Linked DNA regions of Homo sapiens: region 2 is linked to region 1. A link is an interaction called in ENCODE POLR2A ChIA-PET data of the cell type or tissue named here. Cell type or tissue: GM12878. All regions are shown on one strand. Links, peaks and the distances in the headings refer to the core of each region. The heading gives the core; the rest is flanking DNA.

Region 1 (5,370 bases), core at 184-5,183:
CTCCCCCTTCTAGGGCAGCCCCAGGAAGGGGCCACCCCTCACCACAGCGGGGCTGATGGTCTGGGATGAGGCCACTCCTGAAAACAGGTCACTTCCGGGAAACTGAGGCCTGGAAATAAGGGTTTCCTGACTGCCAGCACCGATGTCCCTCTGCCAGATGGGTGAAGTCTGCCCCTCCCCCTCAAGGCCTCACAACCCAGCAGTCACCAAGTGAGTCCCGACCCACTATTCATTGTAGGGCCCTGGGAAGCCAGGAAGGGCTGCAGTCCCTAGGACAGAAGATGGGTAAGGAAGGGGTGACAGGCTCTAGGGTTCTTTTGAGGAGGTGCCTGGGCCTGTCTTCCCTCTTTTGTCAAAGGTAAAAGTTACACACACACACACACACAAAGTGATCAGAGCCTGGCCAGTTGATTTTGCAGCCAAGTAGACCACCAGCAAAGCCTGCCTCTGCCCCAAACTGCAGGCCAGCGCCTCTGCCTGGTCCACACCCCAGTTGGCTGCAACCTGAGAGGGTGCCTGAACCCTGGGCAGACCCAGCGACTCAGCAGTCCATTGGGGGCTGGGGTCCCTGCGGCCTCAACCTTGCTCTCTATTCAGGACCCTAAGCAAGAAAACCCAGCCATGTCTCTCTCGCAACCTGTCCTCGCCACCGCCGTCCAGCCCAGGCCCTTATTTCCCAGCTTTGGGAGGTTCAAGGACAACAGACGGCCTCTCTAGCATGGCCCAACCCTCCCCTCAGCCCGCGGGTGTTCCCTCACCCCCAAAACAAAACACAGCATTGCTCTTGGCAAAGGCTCTGACATGAGTGACTTAAGACAGGGAAGCGTCCTTGACCCAAAAGCACACTGAGAGCTGAACTCCAGGCATGAGTTCCCCATGGCCTCCCAGCCTGGTTCTTTCATTACTTTGCTCCCCAGTTTCTGAGCCTAGAATGTGGTGAGACCAACAAGCAGATACTAGCCTGAGACAGCAGGGCCAGGGCCACTGTGAACAGTCAAGCCTGTCCCCTCCCCTTACCCATCTTGGCTTTACCACATATTCCTGCCTCTTATTGTGTCTTTATTTGTCTCATCTTCCTGCTCTAACCCCCTCCCATCCCACTGAGGAAGCGCGATGGGAGAGGGCGGTTGCTCTCTGAGCCCCAGGGGCAGCAGAGTCATTAAAGACTCTGATGGGGGTGGGGCGGGGGGGGCCTTCCAAGAGGAGGGGGTGTGACCTGGGAACAGAGGGCTGGCCCTTGGGCAGAGGGCACAGACTAAGCTAAGATGCCCCGAGGAAGGGGGAAGGGCCTGGGTGCCACTGGCCATGGCCAGCCTCTGAAACTCAAGGCCTGGCCAAACCCTGGCTCACTCTCCCCTGGGGCTGATCTACTGGCCAATTTCTTTTTTTTTTTTTTTTTTTTTTGAGACAGAGTCTGGCTCTGTCACCCAGGCTGGAGTGCAGTGACACGATCTCAGCTCACTGCAACCTCTACCTCCCGGGTTCAAGTGACTCTCCTGCCTCAGCCTCCTGAGTAGCTGGGATTACAGGTGTGCGCCACCACACCTGTAATGAAATGTAATTTTTGTATTTTTAGTAGAGACAGGGTTTCACCACGTTGGCCAGGCTGGTCTCGAACTCCTGACCTCAGGTGATCCTCCCACCTCGGCCTCCCAATGTGTTGCGATTACAGGCATGAGTCACCGTGCCAATTTCTGTGGAAGCTGGTCACCAGGTTAAGACTGAAAAAGGAAACTCTAGAGCCAGCCCTGCAGCCTCCCTCAGAGACACACCCAAGTGGGCTATCTGGGGCTGCATGCCAGGCCCTGCTCTTCCTTTAGCCCCTCCCTTGCTGTGTGATGGGGACAGTCCACTCCCCACCCTCTGAGCTCCCACACCTACGATCTCCAGAGGTGGGAATTCTGGGAAAGCAAGTGTGTAAAACATCCATCACTCAACAGTCTCAACAAAGGTTAGTTCTCTCTACAGCAATTAGAATGGTTTAGAACTGGAAAGTCAGGTAGTGAGTTGCCTGATACTTGCAGTATTCACGTTGGAGCTCCATTACCATTCGACTGAGTCTTTTTTTTTTTTTTTTTAAGGGGAGTTAACGGGGCCAGTCTAGAGTAAGGCAGCTGAGGCACCTTGGGTGCACAATTTAAGGAAGAGCCTCTCTTGCCTCCCCTAGTCCCTGTCCTGGAAGCTGGGAGAGCTGGTCTCTAGGGGCTCACTGTGGCACCCAAATTGCGGCCCACCCATGGGTGAACCGGGCTTCCCTATGAACACTGAGAAGGCCCTTGTGGTTCCCACACACACTCTGAACACAGGAAGGAAGAGGAGGCATAGACTCTGGGCCATGGTGGCCCCAACTGCTCCCTAGTTCACCTTCCCCAGGCTTGTGAAGCCCTGCCACCCCTCCCCAAGCCTGGGTTCCTCCTCTTCCCTCTTCTTCTTCCTCTCCTGCCCTGATTCTATCAGGACCCAACAGGAAACCTGAACCCCCACCTGGCATCCCTCCCCAGTTCTACCTTCAAACCTCTCTCTGAAGGCAGATGCAGGCGCCCTTTAATGACTCTGGCCGATGTATTCTGTGAGGCCATGAGGGAAATCCTGGGCAGGCCTCATGGCATGCGCTTGTAGGGCCCAACGCTGACCAGCACAGAAGCCTACAACCCAAACAAGGCCTTGAACCCCAAACAACCTCCTGGAAGAGGGAGCTCTTCACCTGCCCCCACAGCCTTGTCCACAGAACCCAGATCCATCTCTGACAATATCTACTGTGTGCCAATCCTGTGCCAGGCACTGGGGCCATTATAGATGAGGTGGTCAGGGCAGCCCATCTTAGGAGGTGACATCTGAAAGGAGGACTGAATGATATGAGGGAGTGGGCCGGAAGGGAGGGCAGAAGAAACAGTGTGTGCAAAGGCCCTGCAGTGGGCGTGGGCAGGATAGGAGGAGCGGAGGCAGTGAGGGGGTGGAGGCCAGGACGGCCACCAAGGAGCTGGGATTCCAACTCAGGTTGGTCTGTCATCTGAGCCAAGGACCCCAATTCTCCAGGGAATGGGTGGGAAAGGGATTTGCCAATTGATCCCTGCACTACAGACCACAAAGCTGCACCAACTGTGAAGAAGGGTCAGCCACAGGGGAGGATGTGGCACAGGTGCTCATGGGATTCCAGAGCACACCCTCTCGGCCTGCTAATGGAGGCAGCAGGGTGAGGATGGGTGCCCACCATCCCTCCAGGGAGCTGGGCTGCACCCCACCTGCTGTTCTGCTCCCACCAGGCACTTCCTTGATCCTCCTAACTGGAGTCGGCGGTCCTCGTGTTCTCAGCTGGTCGTGTATCCAGCAGTGGCACAGGCTGCCCTTTGTGCACTCATGGCTGCCCCGGGGGCACAAGTGTGTGCCAGCTCTTCCCGGAATGGGACGCACCCATGGCTGGAGCCCCAGGTGCACCTGGGCGCAGGTCCTCTTGAGGAAACTAAGGCTCAGACGGAGGCCTCGTGCCCAAAGTCCCACAGCTGCCATATGAAGAATCTGGTACACAAACCCCATTCTGCGGCCCCAGAGCCTGCCCTTCAGCCCCAGCCTGTGGGGGACAGCAGTGAGCCCCAACTCCGGCCTGCCTCTGCCCTGACCAGCTATCCTCATTTGTCGCAGTTCAGTGAGTGTGTGCAGAGTGCAAAGACAGAGAGGACAACACGAAGCTCTTTAAGGCTCAGCTCCGGCACTGCCTCCTCCTGGAGGCTTCCTAACCACCACCCCCCCAGACCTATCCACCTGCCCTGCCAAATTAGAGGCTGGGCCTCAGCTGGGGGCCCCTCCTGTCAGGGCCTGAACCAGCTGTGACCCCAGCCTCACCCAGCACAGGGCTGACCACAGCAGGGACCCCAGTCAGAGGCCGTGCAGACTCCAGCCATGGCTTCCTCCACCCTCGTCTGCCTCCACCCCCATCCCCTAACTGGTGTCTCCCTGGGCCTCCCTTTCCCTGCCTGCTTTCTGAACACCACAAGCTATTGAAGGCCAGGCTGTTCCCTCCACCAGGAATGCCCTTTCCACCTGGTGAATTCCTATTCCTCCATCAAAACTTGCTCTGATGCCACCTCCCATTCTTCCCTTGTCTGTGCCCCTCCACATGCCAGCTCCCAACATACTGACCGTCTGACCCTATAAACCTCAGAGCCACGTTTCCTCCTCCCCACTAGGCTCTTCCCGGAGCTACAGGTGTGCGGAATTACCCTCAGCAGCACCTGCGAGATGGCAATTACATGTGATGCTGGTCGGCACCAATTCAGACACCTTGTCCGAGAGGTGGCCCAGGGCACATACTTATCACTGGCAGCTGAAAACAACCCACGGGCCTGATGCAGTGGCAATTCTGGGAGTAGCCCCTGCTGCTGGGCACCTGTTTTCAGTCAAAATGGCAGTGCTAAGGTTAGGCGCAGGGGCTCACACCTGTAATAACAGCACTTTGGGAGGCAAAGGCAGGCAGATCACTTGAGCCCAGGAGTTCAAGACCAGCCTGGGCAATGTAGCAAGGCCCCATCTCTACAAAGTTTTAAAAATAGCTGGGCATGGTGGCATGAGCCTGTAGTCTCCATTACTCTGGAGGCTGAGGTGGGAGGATCCCTTGAACCCGGGAGTTCAACATTGCAGCGAGCTGTGATTGTGCCATGGTATTCCAGCCTGGGTGACAGAGCAAGACCCCGTCTCTAAAAACAAACTGGCTCACGCCTGTAATCCCAACACTTTGGGAGGCTAAGGCAGGCAGATCACGAGGTCAGGAGATCAAAACCATCCTGGCCAACATGGTGAAATCCAGCCTCTACTAAAAATACAAAAATTAGCTGGGCGTGGTGGTATGTGCCTATAGTCCCAGCTGCTTGGGAGGCTGACGCAGGAGAATCATTTGAACCCAGGAGGCGGAGGTTGCAGTGAGCCGAGATTGTACCACTGCACTCCAGCCTGGTGACAGAACGAGACTCCATCTTAAAAAAAAAAAAAAATATATATATATATATATATATATATATATGTATACACACACACACACACACTCACACATACACACACACACACATATATATATATATTTCTCCCTCTTGAGTTGTTTCTCTGCAGCTTGTTTTAAAGCTCATATGAAGGCAGCAAGATGTTTTCGAGCTGCCAGGCTCCAGTCTGGAAAAGATAAAGCCCTTTACAACCTTCCCTACAACGTATTCCCTTTCCTTCTAGCATCACCGGCACTGGGTGATGGTCATTGTCTTTTATGTACTTTTGGTGGCTTTGCTTAGTCCCAAGGCTGTGACCAGAACTTTGAAGGTGCTTTCACTCACATTTCCAAGGCTGCCTTGATGTGTTTTGCACAGAAACCGCCATCTGTGGCCAGAT
Region 2 (5,370 bases), core at 234-5,233, 71 kb after region 1:
GCACTCCAGCTCAGGCAACAGAACAAAACTCTGTCTCAAAAACATACATACATACATACATACATACATACATACATACATACATGCATGCATGCATGCATAAAATAATGCACATAGCAAAGTATCCTGCATAGGGGAGGTGCCCAATAACTGATGACCATGATTACGTGATTACTGTTCAGAAGGCTGCTGTACACACGACGAAGGGGATGGCCTCTTATCCTCCCATAGGACAGGTATGTAGCCTCTTGGAATTCGGAGGTGCCAACTGGGAGTGCTCTGAACTTCCCAGCACTGTGTAAACCAACCCATAGGATTACCTGGCCCTTCCCATGCCAACAGCCCCCAGTGCCACAGTCTACTAACTGGGGAATGCCTCCTCAAAACGATGTCACCAGCAACAGGGAACATTTCTGACTACCTCAATTATTCTCATTTGCCCAAACTAATCCAACCACTGGTTAACTTCTGCAGCCATCCCACAGGGCTAGGTCCAAGCAAGTGGGCTTTACCTGGACAAAACATAGCCGTAAAGAAAGGTCCATAACTGGAACACTGACTGAATGCGACTATATGCCAGGCACTATGAGAGATCCTTCCATAACATATGGAGTTTTATCCAATTCTCACAACTAATTACTTCTCCTTAAGTGGACCTTAATATCCCATGTTTTAGAGTTAAGAGGTTTAGAAAGGTGAAGACATTGATCTAGGTACAAATTGTCAGTCAGTGCCAGAAGGAGCACAAGAGCTGTGATTAGCCTTCTCTGGAGCCCCAGTCTCCTCGCCCACCTTGAGGCCACAGGGCCATCCCTCCCTCACAGCTCTCCTCCAAGCAGCCACATCAGCTAAGAGTGCCTCAGATGACAGGCAACATGTGTTAGATTTATTGTTCCCCCCTTTGGTCCTTGAAATAACCCTGTAAGATGGGAATCATCCCATTTTAGAGATGAGGAAGCTGAGGATCAGAGGTACCATGTAACTTAACCTAGGAGGCCAAAGCTGGGACTCCCCATGCCAGGCAGCTCCGCAGCCAGCCAGAATCGTTCCTTGCCTTGCTGCTGGCTGCACCTTAGGAGGCCCCGGGTTCCTCTGGGCTTGCCAAGGAAGATTCTGGAGGTTAGCACCCTCAGGGCCTCTGAGTGACCACAGGTTTTACTAAGCCAAGGAGGCATTTTCCTTTCTGAGTCTCTGCTTGTGCCTGATTCTGGTAACCGTGAGGTAATTGGCATTCACTCTCTTGTAGTGATCCATGGGGGCACTGAAATGAACCAGAGGGGTTCTTTCTGTTCTCAAGGGCCTTACAGGCACCCTTCTCTCTAGGATTCTCTAAAACCTTCCTCCCAACTCAGGCAGTGGGGTGTTGGGGTCAAGGCAGATGGCAAGAAGTATGCTTTATTTTGTGAGAAGCAGGTGGGAAAGGTGAGGCTGCAATTATGAGTGGGGAAGAGAATTGGAAAAACAGGCATAGGTCTGAGGAGTAGAGCAGCCTGGGGCTCCACTCCACTCTCAGAGCAACAGTGGCAGGAACCACTGCCCGCCATTAGGGAATACATGCTTAGTTTCTCCTGCACAGCAGTCCTCAAGGTCAGTGTGTCCCAGCCTGGTCTTGGAAGTGCCCTGGACAGAGATGCATGTGCCACAGAGCAGCCCCAAAGCCTATCTGAGCAGGAGATCTAGGAGGTCCTCCCTGGGCTGGCAAGAGCCGCTTTAGGCCACCCTGCCAAACAGGACCCTGGCAGTTTTGTCCCTATAGGTTGAAAGGCATGAAACATACAGTGGTAATTTTCCAGAATGAAGCCAAAAGCCATGGAGAAAGTAAACGGGGCCTCTAAGCAATCAGAAGTGATGTTTAAGTCCACAAATGAAGACACAAGCAGAGAGCCCCTCAGGGCTTCTTACTAACTTATTTTGGGTAAATATTAACAATTTTGGTGGGTACAGATATGAAGTCCGGAGAGGGCCACAGGAAACAGGAGGACTGAAAGTGACTAAGAGAGTAAGTGAAGCCCTATCAGCAGACGTGAGACCATGCAAAGCGCGCTAGGATGGGGCCTCAGTGTAGGGACGGCAGCCCTGCGCATTTCACAGGCCTCCCAAAGGCATGGCTGGGTTTGTAGTGAAGACCTAACCCAAGGAAAGGTCAAACAGTGTCCATCATGCCCTGCTAGAGGAAGGCAAGTAAACGCAGAGTTCACTTTAGAAAGATTTCCATCCAACACGATTACCATGAAGTTGGGTGTGTAAATGGAGATGTTTTAGATAGCAGTAAAATTCCCTGATATATTAGAGCTCATTCCCTCGTGATATGAGTTATTGAAAGCCACTCGTTTTGGGCATCACTCCTGGTTTAGTGAATGCTGTGGCTCAAATTCTGAGAAAAAATAAAATAAAAGCTTCAACTCCCTATTTCTCAACCAGTCTTTTCTCCTTTATTATTCAAATCCCAATTCCCTGGCAGAACTCTCTTAATAAGTTTTGGGGTTTCGCTTGGGCAAAAAATCCAAACAGGTTCTCTGCTTTAAAAGGAAACATGGTTGTTTTGGATAAATAACCTACTATTTCAAAGCCCCAGAGAAGTTGACCTGGTGACCTGTTACAGTTTCTATTTTAAGAACTCACTGTGGCCCAGATTTTGCCACATCTGAAAAACTGTTAGTTCTCAAGACAGAAATAACACCTGAAGTCGTCTTTTTAAATTCTCTGACAGCTTTGGTAAGGGCAAAAATCTGGTCTGTTCCTTCCTGAAAAAAATCACTTGGCTGACTTTTTCAAGAGTCTTTGTAGCTATTTTCAGTTTTTACCCCATGCAAAAGACCACTTTATGATGGCAATCCACAGCTCAGTACACCTCACTAGCTGTGAAGGCTGGGTAAACCTCCAGACCTCTCTGAGCCTCAGTTTCATCATCTGTACGGGGGAGGATAGTAAAATCTCTTTTGGAGGGTGGTTGTAAACATATTCATTAATGTCCAAAAAGTTCAGCACAGTCCCAGGCAGGGGCAGGTACTCAATAGGTGGAAGTTAACTTTTTTTTTTTTTTTTTTTTTGAGACGAAGTCTCACTCTGTTGCCCAAGCTGGAGTGCAGTGGTGCGATCTCAGCTCACGGCAACCTCCACCTCCCGGGTTCAAGCAATTCTCCTGCCTCAGCCTCCTGAGTAGCTGGGACTACAGGCACCTGCCACCATGCCTGGCTAATTTTTGTATTTTTAGTAGAGACTGGGTTTCACTATGTTGGCCAGGCTGGTCTTGAACTCCTGACCTTGAGATCCTCCCGCTTCAGCCTCCCAAAGTGCTGGGATTACAGGTGTGAGTCACCGCGCCTGGCCAACATTTTTACAAAGAGGAAACTGATATCTAGAGAAGGAGTTGGTCTCAGTCTCAGAGCAGGCTGGTGACAGAAAAGGGACCCACCCAAAACCTTTAGCTCCTCTGCTCTGGGCTTCTGTACCTGACAGCACTGCACACACCTTATCTTCTGCTCGTATACATTTACCAAATTGAAGCTCACCACTCCCTGTTTCAGAGGACAGGAAAACCCAAAGGCAATACCAGAAGGCTTTGCTGGACTCCAGTGGCCCAGGCACCAAGCCATTCAGAGGTTGTGCTAAGTGGGCAGAGGGAAGGCCCTGTGAGGGGGGCAAGGCCAGGAGCAAGGAGTTCCCCAGATGACTTCTCTCCTCAAGGAGAATAGCACTCACTGTTAATGCCAGCATCACCTCTCTGTAGTTCCGGTTCCCGTTGAGCCGCTTCTTCAGGGCTCGAATGGCATCCTTTGGCCTGGAAAAAAGAACAGACATATAAAGATACTTACAATCCCACTTGAGGACACGATCCTACAGATATGTGAACTAGTATATATGCAAGACTATTTGCTGGCTGCAGCATGTTTGTAAATGTAAAAGACTGGGAACAAACTGAATGTCCATCAATACACAACAGGTTAAATTAAATCATTGACACAATGGAATACTATGCAGCTGCAAAAAAGAATAAAGAAACTCATGCACCAATATACACCAAACTCAAAGACATGTGCATAAAGTTCTTTGCATAACAGTGTACAAAGCTTGCTATTAGTTGAGTTATAGAAGGAAAGCAAACATACATAGCACAGGTGCCAGCGTAGGGAAGAGACTCTCTAGAAAGAGCTATAACAACCTGGTAACTGTGGCTGCCCCTAAGGAAGGGAACCAAAGGCGGAGGGAGGTTTTTCACTGGACTGCCTTTTTGCAGACCTCTTGAATTCTGTATCACATGCAAGTATTATTTATTCAAAACCCTAACTAACCCACTGGTGTGTGGGTACATAGAAGAGAGTTTTTCCAGAGAAACCATATGAGAGACACAGAAGAGAGCGTGCCAGGTCCTTGTGAGCCCTGGATGCCCGGCTCTTCCTGAATTCCATGGAACTCCTTTTCCCAGAGAAAGCTTAAGTGAGTCTCCTTAAAACCCAACAAGTTTTGTGTTTTTAGGTGACAGATCTGAGGTGGATTCCCAGATAAAATCTTGCAGAATTATAGACAGTACTCAGTTCACAAATGGGCTCTGTCCAAAAGTTGGAGTGGAGCTGTTTGGAAGTTGGAGTGAGTTCTTCCTTAATTACTCTTATACCTTAGAGTCAGGATTCCCAGGCAGCCCTCTAAGTATACATATTACATGTAGGTCTTGTGTCTAACATGTAATTTAATTTATTCTAACTCAGGATTCAACAAAGCTGTGGGCCTAGCAGCTGCCCCTGGCACAAAGCCCCTGTGCTGACCTGACCCATCACCCTATGCTCTGGGGAGCCCTCAGTCCGGCTGTGGGCCAGCGCTTTGCAATCACACATGGGTTCCAGCCTTCCACTAATCTATGTGTCAATATACTGGTCTTTCCCAGCTTGCACGTTTGTTAAGTCAGGGATCTCCTATTCCTACAGTTTTAAAACATTTATACTCTACCAAATGAAAAGGCCCCTTCAAATGTGTATGAGGAAGTTGAGGAGGGGAAAGGGTTGATGCTCTGCTAATCAGCTTAATTTAAGAGAAACTGGGCCGGGCATGGTGGCTCACAGTCTGTAATCCCAGCACTTTGGGAGACCAAGGCAGGTGGATAACCTGAGGACAGGAGTTTGAGACCAGCCTGGCCAACATGGTGAAACCCCGTCTTTACTGAAATATACAAAAATTAGCTGGGTGTGGTGGCAGCTGCCTGTAATCCTAGCTGCTCGGGAGGCTGAGGCAGGAGAATCGCTTGAACCTGGGAGACGGAGGTTGCAGTGAGCTGAGATCACGCCATTGTACTCCAGCCTGGGCGACAAGAGTGAAACTTCATCTCCATAAAAATAAAAAAGAGAAAGTGTGTCCAGCATTATGGCTCATTCCTGT

Evidence for each region. ChIA-PET counts read pairs that join two places held together with the same protein. Peaks named below come from ENCODE experiments on the same cell type or tissue, not always from the same donor. Only the 100,000 strongest peaks of a DNase experiment are listed, where the experiment ranks them.
Region 2: POLR2A ChIA-PET joins it to region 1 with 8 read pairs; 7 of 35 experiments call an interaction of 5 or more read pairs at or near these places.

The regions. Positions count from the first base shown.
Region 1 is chr17:17,824,222-17,829,591 of GRCh38, forward strand. All of the region lies in intron 1 of SREBF1 (sterol regulatory element binding transcription factor 1), which reads right to left. Among named protein-coding and RNA genes, the nearest start is that of SREBF1, 10 kb to the right of the region's middle. RefSeq lists enhancers at 50-99, 110-289, 2,926-3,647, 3,648-4,369. In GM12878, for the core only: no CTCF peak of the experiment used is centred there; no DNase peak of the experiment used is centred there; H3K4me3 peaks cover 50 bases; H3K27ac peaks cover 233 bases.
Region 2 is chr17:17,894,894-17,900,263 of GRCh38, forward strand. TOM1L2 (target of myb1 like 2 membrane trafficking protein) reads right to left here. Exons shown (of 15, transcript NM_001082968.2): 3 at 3,703-3,781. Among named protein-coding and RNA genes, the nearest start is that of SREBF1, 61 kb to the left of the region's middle. RefSeq lists an enhancer at 2,861-2,910. In GM12878, for the core only: no CTCF peak of the experiment used is centred there; a DNase peak (open chromatin) is centred at 2,758; H3K4me3 peaks cover 751 bases; H3K27ac peaks cover 958 bases.